2 separate regions of the Homo sapiens genome follow, and region 2 is linked to region 1. The links are chromatin loops, found by intact Hi-C in ENCODE. Cell type or tissue: endothelial cell of umbilical vein. All regions are shown on one strand. Each heading gives the region's core, and the rest is flanking DNA. Links, peaks and the distances in the headings are about the cores only.

Region 1 (8,345 bases), core at 99-8,098:
CTTCCAGATCTACACCATTCGCCACCTTCCTCTCTGGCCAATGAGTCTGACCTTGGGAATTGGCTCACCCAGCCTCCTTAGCCCTCTAGCTTCTACTGGGTTTGGCCAGTGGGAAGCCTAGGCAAGAAATGGGAAGGAGAGAAGACAGTGAGGTCAAGGTCTTTATTCTTTTGCTCTCTCTCCCTAAGAGGTCAACCTTGGCCAGCTGCATTTCTTCACCAAGGTCACTGTTCTTCTCAAAGAGACATATCTATAGAATCTCTCTTCTGTTAAGGTTCATAATGCTTCCCCCTCCCTTCATCCTTACAGGGTTGAAAGGCTTGTACTATTCTGGATTACTGCACTTACCTTGTGGTTTCCCTTGTACAAACCTTTGTAAACAGCCCCTTAGTAAAAACACTTTTCTAAAAATTGTACTAACGTGAATATGCAATCTGTTTTCCATTGGTACCCTGGCTGACGCACAACTTAACTGCCATCATTGAAAAAGCCCTATATTCTTTAAATTACAAATTATAGGGTGTATGCAGACTAGAACATCAACCAGAGAACTAACACCAAACCTACCTCATCAAATATAACATATCTGATCCTTTCCACCCATTTTTGGCGATGAGGAGCAAGCAACAGGATTTCAAAACATTCCGGCACTGTAATAAGTACCTACAAATATGAATGATTAGTGTAGCTAACTTTATGGAGCATTAATTTTATATCAGGCATAGTAATAGGAACCTAGAAAATATGCTGCTGCTGATAGCAGTTTCATTAAGATAATATTGCATCTTTGACGTTTTTCATTTAAGTCTTTACATTTATGAACATTTGGATTAATGAAAATGAAAAAGAGCTTCTACTCTGTAACGACTGTTTTACATTTTGTTTAGTCTTAAATGTCTACTTTGTGAATTCAATAAGGGAGACAATCTATCTTAATCTATGATTTACCTATCGACGGGTCCACTATCAACACACAATCTTTTTGAGACAAGGTTTTATTATGAGGATCCATAAATATCATTCAAAAGAACTAGCAATTTTGAATGGAAAGAAAAGGTTGGGTAGTCATTTAGTAATGCATTGGGTTTGTTAAATCTACTTGAATCCCTTTCTAAGTTATACTGAAATATCATAATCTTCTATTTGAAATTTCAGATCACAATGTAAGTATAAATATTGTTCACAAGACCTAGCAATTTTGAATGGAAAGACAAGGTTGGATAGTCATTTAGTAATGCATTGGGTTTGTCAAATCTACTTGACTCCCTCTCTAAGTTATAATGAAATATCATAACTTTCTATTTGAAATTTCAGTTCACAATGTGAATATCCTTAGAGATGGTGAGCCTAGTTCTTACTTTTTAGAGTAGAACAACCTTAAATTTTCCTTAGAGCAATTTCATTTTCTTTGTGAATTCAGTGAAATGATTTCTATAAGGGCTTGTGTTTTGCAGATTCCCAGCAAAACAGTTATATAAGTACTGCTCTATAATTTGATAATAAACTCATTAATTAATATGTCATACCTGACAGTTTAGTACATTGTGACAATAATCTCTTGTAAAAGCACCGCATAGAGTTCTGCCGGCAGGCAACGTTTTAGTAAAACGATTCTCAACAGTTGCAGCCACTTGACCAACAAGGGACTGATTGACAAGAAAAAAAACCATTAGTCACTTAGTAGAGAAGAGACATATAAAACCTTGAGGACAACCGAATCCATACACATACACACACACACACACACACACACACACACACACACACACACTTCAATGAAAATGAAATGAAGTAGGGAAAAATACAGATGGTAATGAAATTATCTGATACCACTGAGTATTCTCTTTGATCCTCCTTGATTTTAAACACACACACACATACACACACACACACACACACACACACATGAGATAGATAGATAGATAGATAGATAGATAGATAGATAGATAGACAGACAGACAGACAGACAGATATTACATATCATGTATATGGTGACAATGGGCAAATGAATGACTTTCTATTGAATATCTGGTTCATGATTCCAGGTAAACCACCATTGCTCTGCCTGGGATCCTCCTAGTGCTCTCTCTGCCTGTGTTTGTCGGGATCCTTTCTTATTTAAGCCCCTGCAACTTGCTGCCTAAAAGAGGCAAAGAGCCCATGTGGCCTTCTCTTAAAATTTTCAGCCCCTAGGATTCCCCTTCTATTGTTCTGAGCTTAACTATAATTATATAAAAAGATGTTTGGTGTCTCTTATCCAGCATTTCAGGTATTTTACACAAAGAGATTTTTCTGTTGACCTATATGGCCATATTGCTGGAAATGGAAGTCATATATACCTGGCTGTATTTTTTAATTGAAACAATATTAATTAAAAGAAAAACATAAATCTTCATAATTATAATCATAGCATACCACTCCAAGGGAGGGAGGGAAAATAAAAAAGGAAAGGGGAGAGAGAAAGAAAGAAAGGGAAACAACTTAAAATGTAAATTTTTAAAAAATTAATCCTTAAAAATACTATAGTCATCATTTTTATATTCATGATAGTGAAATATTTTCTAAAAATAAGTATAATTGCAGTAACTATAAATGAAAATATTAACATATGAGATGAAATAAAAATATCAAAAATAGTTTCTTGGCCGGGCACGGTGGCTCACGCCTGTAATCCCAACACTTCAGGAGGCCAAGGTGGGTGGATCACCTGAGGTGATCAAGACCAGCCTAGCCAACATGGTGAAACCCTGTCTCTACTAAAAACACAAAAATTAGCCCAGCATGGCAGCACGTGCCTATAATCCCAGCTACTCATGAGGCTGAGGCGGGAGAATCACTTGAACACGGGAGGTGGAGGTTGCAGTGAGCCGAGATCGCGCCACTGCACTCCAGCCTGAGTGACAGAGCAAGACTCTGTCTCAAAAATAAAATAACAGTGAATTAGATCTAGCATGTGACCGTGTGCATTCTTTTTAAAGGGGATGTTCAGGAACAAAAGCAAAAATGAAAGTCATTCAAACACTACCTTTGCGGGTGCAACGTACACAACCACCCCGACATCGCTCTCCCTCAGCACTTTCTCCATGCAGTAGTAGGAAGCATAGGTTTTGCCTGAGGACGTTGGGGCAACAATCACTGCTGACTCATTCTTATCTACCACATCCAGGAGTTCCTGCTGCAGGGTACAAAGCACCATTTGTGTCAAGAAAGTGAACAGCATGTTACCAAAACACAGACAGTATCCTTTGTACCTTCTGTCTCCTGTGCCTGTATTATGCTACCTTTGGGGGAACTCCCTGAACCCCTGAAGATTAGGTCTGGTGAACACTCGAAGGATTCAGGAAAATACCTGGATTACTCATGCCATTCCCTCAGAAAAGAGATTTTGTTTTACATTTTGGCCTAGAGAGAGGGTTTCATTTCTGCAAAATAGAAAGGGAGACTGAGTAAAACATATTTTTCCATTAGAAAACACTTTTTCCAATTGTCATTGAGTAAGTACAGAAAGAGGTTTCCAAAACTGAGCTGTAAGAACTAGTAATGCCACATTAGCATGCCTTCACATACAAACAGGTATCAGTATAACTTCCACTGATGGTGAAAATAAAAAGGCCAAGAAGGGGAAGAAATGAATGATTTCTCATACTCTAGTTACATTCTCCAGGCACAGTAGAGGAAAGACATTAAACAAGATTAAGAAGTTTATGCAAAATTTGACATGTAGAGACACAGTAATGAAAAGTTCTGAAGTCACACTGATTAGAAAAGTACAATGTTTGTTGTCATTACCTGCCATGCGTTGGGAATAAAATCCTGGACCCTGGGATCCCGATCTTTTCTTTCATCTCTTATCAAGTAATGGCCCATGTATTGCAGTTGAAACCGAGCTGGTCCAATGTCAATCGAATATTTCTTCTTATTTTTGTCATCTCCTATCTGTTATTTTAATATATTATTTGAAATCAACTTAAACTTCAAAATTGAATAAACATTTATTAAATATCCACTGAGCACATTCTATGCACAAGGCATTTTTACTACACTTTTTTTTATTTTTTTGAGACAGGGTCTTTCTCTGTCACCCAGGCTGGAGTGCAGTGACGCCATCATAGCTCACTGCAGCCTTGAACTGCTGAGTGCAAGTGATCTTCCTACCTCAGCCCCACCACTCCCTATCCCATGCCCTGGCTGAGTAGCTGGGACTACAGGCACATGCTATCAATTGTGGCTAATATTGTGTGTGTGTGTGTGTGTGTGTGTGTGTGTTGTAGAGACAGGGTGTTGCCATGTTACCCAGGCTGGTCTTGAACTACTGGGCTCAAGTGATCTGCTCACCTTGACCTTCCAAAGTGCTGAGATTACAGGCGTGAGCTACCATGCCTGGCCTACTATGCTTTTAAATAGTGTAATATTTAAGTAAGAAGAGTTTTCCTGCCTAAAATGTTATTCTTGGGAAAAGTCAAATAGCAGATATTAACGTTAAAAAAAGTTCATCCTGGAATTGGAACCTGGAACCTTATTAAAGACCATTCTTCAATCTCACTACATTACAGTTTTTAGATTGCACTAGAATTAAGTATAGGATTCATTCCTGTTACCAAGAGGGTTTAAAGTGGCATCTGGATATCATCTAGTATTTAATTTCTGTTTTCAGGAAGCATCTGTACAAATTTTCTAATTTTAATTTACTTCAAAGTTTGGCAGCTAGGTTATTAATAAGTAATCTCATATCTATTATTTTATAAACTAGAATCAGAGTAAACATAGTCAATTGATAACTCTATATGTGAGATACTTCATTAGACCTATTAGTTATTCTTCCATATTAAAATTGAGTAAAAATTTAAAGTATAAGAAATTCTAGTTCTCTTACCAGAGTTGGATCCAAAGAGTTTGCCAGATCATTAAAGCCTAAATATTTAAGGCATTTAGCTATATATTGATGATGTTCTGCTTCCAAAATTTCTGGGTATCTCTCCAGGAGTGAATGAATCCTTTTCATCATTTGAACAGCTATACTTAAATCTTTCGAAATTTTGCCTTGTTAAAGAAACAATAAAATTGTTATAAAGAACACCAAAAATAACTGGTTGATCACTTACGACAATCATTGAGTTAATCAATTAACCTCATGTGATTAAACCTCACTATTTTACTTGACTTTAAAGGAGATTTTAGAGCATTAAAAACTAAAACTCATGATTAAATTAAATTAAAACTCCATCTACACACATTTAATTATCATCTTAAGTAACTTAGACATAGCTGGGTAAGTATAGGCAAAAAAGAAAAGAAACAAACTTTGTGATTTATAGCAGAAATATGAACCATTTAAACTGAGCTCTGTACTCATTTCCAGAGAAAAATAACACAATAACCCACATATTATTTGTGTGTCTTCTACTCTTGTTCACAGGAAAAAGTCCTATGATTTTAGATGCCTGACCAAAACATGAGCAACATTTATCAAGGCCTACTCTTGACCACATACAGTACTTGTATTTATGAAACCATCAGCAGAACCCTTCAATTATTGAGGGCTAAGATACAACCTCACTGCATCCCAATCATTCTATCCAGACTCTCCTAAGCCCTTCTATTACCTCCTGTTCACTTATAGCCTCTTTATCTCTATCCCACTACTAACCACTCCATATAAAGTCATATAAAGTCTTTATCCTCTTTCCTCTTTGTTAAGAAATATCCTCTTTCTTAACAAATACTACTGAGCAACTGCTTATGCAGACCACCAATGTATGCTTTAAGGAAGTACAAATGAAATTTAAGACAGAGTTCTTACATCAAGGAACCTTCAATCTAATTGGAGAACAAGGGATTAGTGTTGAAACAGATCAGTAAAATATCTAAGTGATTTACAATTCAGGGTCCAAATGGAGTCATAGAAGCAGTGTTATGTGAGCAGGAGAAGTTGGGAGGACTCCACAAGAGGATGGCCTTGAAGGACACACAGAATTTAGGCCAATAGAGACAAGCAGAAGAACATCTGTAGCAGAAACTGATATTACCTCCTCAACATCCATTCTCACCCAATGCTTTCTTATAAATCCCCATACTAATGGATACTGCAATAGGTCCAATTCAAAGTTCACATTTTCTAATCTCTCTGTGGTTTGGTGCGGTTTTGTTACTAAGTTTGGCCATTGAGAAGTAAGCAAAAATTGGTGGAATTTCTGGGATGAAGCCTCCTTCCATAGAAGAAATACAGCATGAATGTACAAATTTGCCCTTTTTCTTCTTCCTACTTTGTTTTGGAATACAGTTATCATGGCTGTAGCATCAGCCACCAACTGCATTCATGACATAACTTTAAGAATACAACTCATGCACTAAGAACGGTACAATACGATGATAGCGGAGCCTAAGTTCCCAGTGACACTGAACTGCCTATCTCTGGACTTCTTTTACATGAAAGAGAAATAAACTATCTTTTTTAAGCCATTATTAATTCCTATCTCTGTTAATAGCTAATGGCAATTCCTATCTGATATGGCATCAAGTAAAAACACATATGCTAAAGCTTAGAGATGAAAATGAGCATAGTCTCTGACAGCCCACTGAGGTACTGGCTTTGCTGGGAAGTAGAATAGAGAGACATGAGCGTGACTACAGAGTCACGTGGCCACACGTGAAAAGGATCTGAGTAGGACATACTCAAGACAGGGTGATCAACCACAACTTGAGGAGGAATTGTCAGCTTGGTCTAGCATCAAAATCACATATCTCAGGCTGGGCACAGTGGCTCAAGCCTGTAATCCTAGCTCTTTGGGACGCCCTGGCGGATAGATCACCTGAGGTCAGGAGTTCAAGACCAGCCTGGCCAACATGGCAAAACCCCGTCTCTACTAAAAATACAAAAATTAGCCAGGCATGGTGGCAGGAGCCTGTAATCCCAGCTACTCAGGAGGCTAAGGCAGGAGAATCACCTGAAGCTTGAATCTGGGAGGTGGAGGTTGCAGTGAGCTAAGATCACTCTACTGCACTCCAGCCTGGGTGACAGTGAGACTCCATCCCAAAAAAAAGAAAAAAAAATCACATATCTCTACTCAGTTTTTTCTGATTCTTTCCCTCAGTTGGCTCTTCCACAAGTCAATATTCAGGAAACTAAGTAATAAAAGCACACACTACAAGCCATATGAAGACGTAATACCTGGAAATAGTATGCACACATCATTTCTGCTACATATTTCACCAAAATCATTCTCTGCTGCCAGTTGGAGACATTGATACAGGAGAGCACAGGGAGCCACAGAAATTTGAGGGAGCACTTAGAATGCTAGGCAGGCAGGGCCCATTCCAACCCACTTCCCTCCCTGCCAGCCCACAGTGTGGAAATGGTTGTGTACCGTTACCTAGGACTGCAGGTGCTATTGGGCATCTATTCCCCCATAGCTATGGCTCTCAAGGAATTCTGGTAACCGTTCACTCCCCTGCTCTTGTCAAGAACTAGGAAAGGGCTGAGATTTTATTCTATTTACAAGCTAGAAATTTAGTCTTTCACAGTCTCATGGTTGCTGGCAAAAGACATGAGACTCCTGGGTCAGAAACAAAAGGCTTTATTATCATGGCCCAGTTAACAATATAACCATCATGTATATGTCGGTTCCCCTTGTGCTCCATGGCGGAGATAAAGAGCCCAGGTAGAAACCACACACAAAGTAGGTTGATGTCACAGCTAAGGAAATCTACACTTAGAAAACCGAAATATTTTATAATGGGTCTCAGGCAAAACCTGCTTCTTTGCCCTGGAGGGAAATGTGATCTTTATTAACTGGACAGTAAACAAACTTGGCCTTTGCCCTAGAGAGGAACACAATTTCTTCCTTCCAAGCCTGTTCACTATACAAACACACTTAAAAAGATAGTCTGGAAGTGAACCTGTCAATGCTTCTGCTGGCTAGACGGGCAGAAACATGGAAAAACCCATGGAGAATCACCTCCCAACAGCAACTTCACATCTCCCTGGTGCTGACAGCTTTCCTTCTCTGATAGGCCCTGTTGCTGCTGCTGAGCCTCACCTTGCTTTGCTGATCCCCTTAATTCTCTCCACACTTTTTGAAAGAGTTTTTTCTTTATACTCTCCTCATTTCTTTTTGAATGTGCCATCTTTTCCCTGTTGGGACCCTCTGTCTAACCTCTGCAATTCCACTTTCTTGTCTGCAAAATATAATAATAACTATCTTAAAGGGTCATGTTGACAATAAAATCAGACAATGGATTATACAAAGTTTTAGCACAACCATGCATTCAGTAAATATGTTAACATCATTAATATTTTCATCACTACTCTTTATCCATAGAGTATGGAGTCCCATACCTTCACCTCG
Region 2 (8,345 bases), core at 296-8,295, 130 kb after region 1:
CATCTGATGATTTAAGCCACCATCTGACAATTTAAATCACTTACTCTCTATAAATATTTAAATTTCCATGTGGTCTGCTTTTTGAGTGATGAATTTTCTTTTTTTACAAAGATATCATTGAAATAATTAAAATTGTCAATTGATTGCAATGTCACACTTCTCAAAAAAAAAAAAAATTAGTATTGCAGCGTCTAAACCAAAAGCATAAGGGCAGTGAATGCAAAACAGATGTTCATCTCGGTGGGTGTTCAAAACAATTTTTTAAAGTCAGATGTCTCTGTATATGTGTTTGTACAGCCTCAAGACACGGTCTTAACAGTTTATATATTTAAATGCTCACTCATTTGATATAATGTCAAGTAAACAAGATAGCATTAAAATCAACTACTCAATTAATTTATTTTTTCCATCCTTTATTTCTACGGATTTTTCAAACATCTAGTACTGAAGGATCTTGACATTTTTAACCCAGTACATTCCCTCCCTCTTATTAATACTTCACCCAATTATCTTTTTTAAAGTATCCTATTTAGAGGGAAGCTAGAGCCTATAATTTATTTTAATATTCTGGTGAGAGATGAGAAACAAAGATATCCATCAAAGGGCTATTTAATTTTAGAAAAGTTAACCAGCCATTAGACATTCATGGGCAATAGTTCAAGGAACAAGAACCACAAAAAAAAAATGAGAGTTAGAATTGAAGAAACAAATCTTTAACCCTCAGAAAACCAAGAGGTTTTTTAATACCTTATTTTCTATAGTAGCATTTAGCAAAAGGCAATGAAATTCTATCCCCAAAATGAAGAAGTTTATGATGGTTCTGACAATAATTCATTTATGTAGAATTATATTATTTACACTTTCATCCATGTTGTCTCATTTATTCCTCCCAACATCTTTGAGTAATCATTTTACAAATAGAAAATAAATCTGAGTAATTTCTCCATTAGCCATAGTGAATACAACACATTAGGAAATTAATGCCAGGTTCATCTCTCTCAATGCTCAGTGCCATTTCCCCTGTATCAGCAAATACTTAGGATAACTGTGGGCCTGGGATTGTGGAGGGATTGGAACTAAAGCACACTTAATAAAAAGGAGAGAAGAGTTCCTCAGGGCTAATCCTAAGTTAAAAGGGATGACTTTACTTTGTCTGAGTCAGTGCAAAACTACATTTTTTTTTATCAAAACAGAAAACGAAAACAAAGAAAAATGGTAAGTGCTTCAATCATACCATCCAAAGCAGAGAATTACCATATTCAAGTCATGGAGCTCCCCCAGGCCTACAAGTATTTGAGTTATTCTAGTTCTCTGTTCCTCTGGGATAAAATAGAATAAAACCCTGCAAGACTCACAGGGAAAGCCAAATGTGGAACCGAAGCAAAAGGGGCATTTTTGGCAAAATGACAAAACACAGTAAGCCTCTATAACTAATCTGGACTTCAAGCTAGAGATATTTATGAGCTTCTAAAGAGCCACTGGGAGAGTCTCCCCGTGCCCAGTGCCCACCTAAACTTCTGTAGTTACATTCCTCACTCACTATGGGGGCGCCCTCTTTGGGAACTTTGCTAATCAAGCTGGGCACTCAAGATCAAATTTTTGCTATACAAGCAAATTAGTCTCACTTATAGGGGGTCAGTATTTCGTTTTGTCTCTTTAGAGACATATGTTATGAATCCCTCAATTACTAATTTAGTTTTGCTTTTCAGTTTGATACTCTGCCCCCAATCCATGTTCTTTCATTGAACTGTAATGTTTTACTACTTGTCATTATTTTTGGAAAAACAGTTTCTAACTCTCTTGTTACTAGTGCTAATTTGCATAATTTGAATTAATGGAGAATTTGCCAACACTTACGTAGCTTCTACAAAGTTTGCAGTTGCTTCAAGAATTTTCACATTTTATAAATCCAGTGACAAAGTTTAGAGTTATCTATGCACTGTAGTGTATACCCTTGTTACATTATAATTTTTATACCCCTGAAAGACTTATTACAAATCACAGAAAGCCAAAATCATTGTATTCTTGCCTGAATTGGGTAGTCTGTTTTTTTCAATTTCTCTTAATTTGATGAATAAAAAATAAATCTATTTTTATGTGCATTTTTGAATATGAATTATATTTTCAAATGTTTTTATTTTCTCTTTCGTGAATTGTTTGCTCAGGTCTTTTGCCTATTATTTCAGCAATCTGAGGAAACTCTAGGGCAAAATAAGGAAGCTGCTAGCCACATTTTATAACTTGCTTAAGAACTGGCAATGACAGTTTATCAGGATTTTATACATAAGGATTCCAGGAGTATACTTCATAACCACAAACTTGGGAGTCACAATTCTTTTATTGTGTAAATGGTAGAATTCCTGAGTGCTTGGTGCATTAGTTATTAAAGGAAATAAAACAAAATTTCAAAATATAGTAACCATGAGGACTAATTTGTTACCTACTCTTTGTAAAGGAGATATCAATGTGGATAAAAACAAACCTGGGGGTACATATATTAAGACTTTCAAAGGCCCTTGACAATAGTTTAGAATAAAAATGATGTTTCATTTTTTTTTAACATTTTATAACTTGTTTTTTTAAATTAAAAAAAAAACAAAACAGGCAATGTGAATCATGTATTTAGAGCAGCTTGTCCATGGCTAGTGAACTGGCTTGGAGGTAGCAAACCAAGGACAACTCTCCACTAAATGAAGTAAAATTAAACACTCGTGTTGGCTTATGATCAGTGCTGGAAACATCTGACTCTGATATTATAGTGTGATTTGGAAGAGAAAATTCACGATGACATTTCCAATTTTCAGATGACACCAAGTTTTTCCAAGTCATGACATACCAAGTCAAATTGGGAAGGAAGATAGAGGAAGCTCCCGTGAGTCTTTGGTTTTGAGGTACTACTCCACAAGGGTAAACCTTTGAGATGTATACATTAAATACATTAGGTAAAATCTTTGAGATTTACCCTATAAGGTAAATCTCTAGTGTCATTGGCCCAATTTAAAGATGTGAAAACTGAGTCTCAGAGATGTTAGTTTAAGTCACCCAAGTTGACTCAGCCAGTAAGTGAGGAGTTTGTATTTGACATCAATCTAAATAAGAGCCTATCCTTTACTGCCCCCAATGTGAGAGAGGAAGGAATCACACTCATGAAGGGACCCAAAGCCAACGTGGGGTGAGGGGAGGGCAGGAACCTGGGAAGTTGGATTCATTTGGTTTTTTGAGTTGGTGAGAAACAAGCAGGTATATTTAAATGTGGGGAAGTATGAAGTGATATTTTTAAGGAAGTCCAGTGCTGCAGGAAAATGAATCCCTGGAATCCATGAGCTTTCTTATACCACTTACTGGCAACACAGGCTCTAAACACTAACCTGCCAGCAACATCAACCCAGTTCATTAGCTAACTTTTCCTGTTTGGAAACACAATGGCAAATATTATCCTACCCAGTACAAAGCCATAACCCCCTATACAGGAAGAAAGCTGTGGAAATCTGAAGTGAAATTTTAAAATTGTTATATATTCCTATGTATTTAATATGTGGGTTTTTTGGGGGGTTTTCTTGTTTGTTTTTGTTTTGTTTTGTTTTGTTTTTGAGACAGAGTCTCACTCTGTCGGCCAGGCTGGAGTGCAGTGGCATGATCTCAGCTCACTGCAACCTCTGCCTCCCGGGCTCATGCGATTGTCCTGCCTCAGCCTCCTGAGTAGCTGAGACTACAGGCGCGTGCCACCATGACCGGCTAATTTTTTAATTTTTAATAGAGACAGGGTTTCACCATATTGGACAGGCTGATCTCGAACTCCTGACCTCAGGTAATCTGCTTGCCTTGGCCTCCCAAACTGCTGGGAGTACAGGCGGGTGCCACCACGCCCAGACAATATGTGTTAAGCATTGTGCTAATACTTCATATGCTGGGCAACATCCAACAACCTATAACCCTACAAACCTATAACCCAACAACCCTATAAGATAAATCTCTAGTGTCATTGGCCCATTTTAAAGATGTGAAAACTGAGTCTCAGAGATATTAGGTAAGTCACCCAAGCTTACTTAGCCAGTAAGTGAGGAGTTTGGATTTGAAACCCATCTAATTGAAAACCTATTCTTTACTGTCCCCATATGTAAGAGAAGGAACCACAGCCATGAAGGGACTCAAAACGACTGTGAGGAGGGCAAGTCTGGGGAAAAAAAGCCTTATAATGTTGTAATGGCTCTGGTAAAAGTCTGCAAAAGGTAGAGATGGGTGAAGTTAAAGCAAACAGAGTCTAAGTCCAAGATAAGGTAATTCATTTATAAGAGTCATTAATGCAAGTGCTACAATTGAAAATTTTTTAACGTAAAATGTTTAAACTAGTAAGTGACATATTTGCAATCAGTGGATTCAGAAAAATTAAGTTACTGGAGAGAATATTCCTGTGCTTGGGTTGGCACTAAAGAAAGATAACTCTGTCTGCCTACAAAGGAACCTGTGGTATTGCTGTCAGAAAAAGAAGGCTGGGGTGAATTAGACTGAACGTTTGTGTATAATGATTCTTAATCTGTACTTCAAAAATGTATCATTAGACATGCAGATATGTTTACCCATTTTTGTTGTTGTTGTTGTTGTTGTTGGCCTTGCTTTGTTTTTTTGGACTGTTTTTCCTTATGTCTAACTTAGATTCTGATAAGCACCAAGCTGCTTCCCTACCTGAGTGCCTTGGAATATGCATTTTTCCTCTTACTGGAATGTTCTTTCTCCTCTCCCTCCTACTACCATTCAATGGAGAGGGCTTCTGGGTAGGGTAGGGGCATCATGTTATTTTTATTTGCTGAATCAGGGAATTCTACATTCTGGAAGGAAACTTCTGATATTTGTGACAACGGCGATTTTAAAAACTGTTCATTTACCACATCTTTCCCTGAGTCCAAGGTCCGTGGCAGCAGAGACCATGTCTGTCCAGCCCCCACTGAGGCCAGCGCAGTGCCTGGCACACAGGGAACTATCACTAAGCCCTGGTTCAATGCCGGACATCCTTCGGCTTGTACATGAAGCCCGGTAGCTCTGTTTTATGAGGGTAGGAAACATCTGGTCACCATTGTTTATGAAATATTTGCCACCTGAAAAACCATTATTATTAGGTCATTCCTTGTTCCTTGCTTTATTTTTCTGAGTTTTTTTCTCTCCATTAAGAACATATTTCCTGGAACTCCTTATTGGCAAGGAAAGCTAACTCACTTTTTACTTTCTCCAATACCCTTATTGAGTTTCTCTCTTACTCTTCAGACCGCCAATGATTAGTGGGGAAATCTACCAATGCTGGAGCAAAGACACTATCCCATCTTTAACGGGGAGAAATTTGTAGAACCATAAAACTACAGCAAAAGTGTTGAACACCTCTATGTCAGCCAATCCGTGGTCACCACAGATGTTCATAGTCTCACAGCAATGCATGTTACCTGTATTTTTAGAATTGTTTAAAACAAAAGCGACTATTATTATTTAACAAGTTGTAATGCTGACATGGTAAACATTAAAATATTTGAGGCTAAGTACGCTCTTAATTTTTTTAAAAGATTTTTGTTATGGAGCAATTTGAAAGTCTTTAATGCTCCATATATAAAGAAACCTTTTTATATTTTGCTTTATATATCTTTCGTTTAATAATCTTGATTTCAGAATCTACCAGAATTTAATTCTAGAGCCCTCCAAAATAAATAATCAGCTTTCAGGTTATCTCAACAACTTCACTGATATTTTAAAGAAAAACCTATCATATTTATACTATTTACTTTTATACTATCATGTTTATACTATTTATATTTATACTATTCATATTTATACCAAGATACAAATTAAAAACACTGGAACAAAATACATTAAAATGGAAACAATGTTTGCCTTCGTAGGGCATAATTTTGAGTGATTTTTTGTTTCTATTTTTGTATTTTTATTTGTATACGATGAGATTTATATGCAAGGAGAAAAAACAAACAAAATATTCAATTTTATTGGAGTCCAGTCTTCTAATGAAGTATGAAAGAAAGAAACATGTAGATCTACTATTATTAAAGATTTATACGAATATTAAGGATGTTCCCTGGGGTGTTTTCCCCAGTGAATTGAACTTGTGAATAAGTCCTAAGTGCCAGCAATGAAAGCGAAGCAGGTATCTGTCAAGGCTGATTAGGAACGGAGCATAGAGAATAGAACCACAGAAACCAAAGAAGACTAAAACTGGTTCTAAGGGTTGAGGCCTGAGAAAAATCCATACCAGGTTCCAGCCTTTCCCTAACTAAAAAGGAGGAAGATGGCTGAATCTGCCTGGTGGGGAGAGGGGTAATTTGCTGCAGGTGGAACCACTTTATTCAGACCTGAGCACCGCAGCGAGCCCTCTGTGGACCCGCTTTGCTGAGAAAACTTGCTGCTCCCTGGGTTCTATCCAGAGCAGCCTGGCGATTGTGTTCTAATTTTCCTTTTAGATAGCTGAATATGAGTATTAGAATGAAAGATCTGATATTAGCAGATCAATCATCTCTTTCTCCACTTTCTGTTACACAATTAAACCAGCAGGTGAGGCAGAGTGCCGCAAAAGTAAGTAGACCAGCTGTTCCATTTCAGAATAGACTTGCCAAGCATAACACATTTAGAAACAAAATGCAGTTCATTCCAAAGCAGTTGATTTAATCCCTCATTATCCATTTATGTATTCAGCATCATGGCCCATCTTGACACCTTATTAATAAATTATTCAAAAGCTTACCTCTGGATAGCATAGTTGTTAAGACCTAGGGATCCAGTCAAAAAGAGGGATCGATTGCAGGCTCAGATGCAAATTAACTCTATAACCTAAGACACCCTATTTAACCTTCTTAAATCTTCATTTCCTCATTTGTAAAATGTGTATAGAACCACCCCGAAGTTCCGGGATCATGGATTAGAGAGAGAAAAGGTTTAAGACCTCTTAGCACAGCTTCTAACACATAGTATAGTCAGTGTTCGTAAATGGAGTTCATATTAATACCCTTTTTTTTTTTGAGACAGAGTCTCACTCTGTCGCCCAGGCTGGAGTGCAGTGGCGCAATCTCGGCTCACTGCAGGCTCCGCCCCCCGGGTTCACGCCATTCTCCTGCCTCGGCCTCCAGAGTAGCTGGGACTACAGGTGCCCACCACCACGCCCGGCTAATTTTTTGTATTTTTAGTAGAAACGGGGCTTCACCGTGTTAGCCAGGATGCTCTCGATCTCCTGACCTCGTGATCCGCCCGCCTCTGCCTCCCAAAGTGCTGGGATTACAGGTGTAAGCCACGGCGCCCGGCCATATTAATACCTTTTAAAATAGGGACCAGAAGTTGAAGAAGAAGAAGTGAAGAAAAAGGTAAAGTGTTTTCCCTCTTCCATTCACATATATTTTTCATTTTTTAAAAATGGGCTTTCCGGAAGTGAAACTCCTGTACCAGCGAAGCAGGATGCTTTCAATGTGTGCAAATCAACCTCTTGGTAGCCTGCCTTTTAAAAGCTCAAACTATCCATCCCCACACAAGTCTGGGACTCTTACCCTGTGTTATTTTTTAAGTCATTTAAGTCATGCTTGAGAGGAACATCATTGTTACTATCAGTCTTAACATCTTAATTCAAACCAGCCTAACAAAAAAGACTGAGAAAATATGAAAGTACAGAAATTTGTGCTAGAGAAAAAGATGGGAGGAAAAGTGTCACACCTTGGGGCTGCCCCGATGTCTCTTTGCCTCTTAGGTGCAGGGTACTCCATACTCTCGTGACTAAGGCATGAAGCCTAGAAGAAGTGGCTACTTCTGCCTGTGGTTTATAGCCCTACTTTATTCTAGACAGCTCCCTGCACAGATTAGAAGGCAGGAAGCAGAGCAAGTGTTCCTGTAATCAGCCTCCCCCGGGAACTGTCAGTATTCAATGGGCTCTCAACTCACATTTCCACTTGTTTTTGTTTTGTTTTGTTTTGTTTTGTTTTGAGACAGAGTCTCGCTCTGTTGCCCAGGCTGGAGTGCAGTGACGGGATCTTGGCTCACTGCAACCTCCACCTCCCGGCTTCAAGCAATTCTCCTTCCTCAGCCTCCCGAGTAGCTGGGATTACAGGTGTGTGCCACCTCATCTCAGTAATTTTTGTATTTTTAGTAGAGATGGGGTTTCACCATGTTGGCCAGTCTGGTCTCAAACTCGTGACCTCAGGTGATCTGCCCATCTCAGCCTCCCAAAGTGCTGGGATTACAGGCGTGAGCCACCACTCCCGGCCTCCACTTGTTCGTTCAATATACGTTTGCCCTATAGAGTTCCATGCATCTGAGAATATTCCAACAAATCTTAGACCATTTCCAAGCAACGGATCCCTATTGTACTA

What was found. Peaks named below come from ENCODE experiments on the same cell type or tissue, not always from the same donor. Only the 100,000 strongest peaks of a DNase experiment are listed, where the experiment ranks them.
Region 2: a loop joins it to region 1, with 3.0 times the contacts of the local background. A loop is called at or near these places in 3 of 110 quality-filtered maps.

What each region holds. Positions count from the first base shown.
Region 1 is chr4:168,418,735-168,427,079 of GRCh38, forward strand. DDX60L (DExD/H-box 60 like) reads right to left here. Exons shown (of 38, transcript NM_001012967.3): 14 at 8,336-8,345; 15 at 4,874-5,040; 16 at 3,790-3,936; 17 at 3,026-3,175; 18 at 1,527-1,646; 19 at 568-663. Among named protein-coding and RNA genes, the nearest start is that of DDX60L, 58 kb to the right of the region's middle. In endothelial cell of umbilical vein, for the core only: no CTCF peak of the experiment used is centred there; a DNase peak (open chromatin) is centred at 3,147; H3K27ac peaks cover 2,360 bases.
Region 2 is chr4:168,549,104-168,557,448 of GRCh38, forward strand. The region is part of intron 2 of PALLD (palladin, cytoskeletal associated protein); the gene reads left to right. All of the region lies in intron 1 of LOC124900807 (a long non-coding RNA gene), which reads right to left. Among named protein-coding and RNA genes, the nearest start is that of PALLD, 56 kb to the left of the region's middle. RefSeq lists an enhancer at 5,178-5,347. In endothelial cell of umbilical vein, for the core only: no CTCF peak of the experiment used is centred there; DNase peaks (open chromatin) are centred at 3,278 and 5,088; H3K27ac peaks cover 414 bases.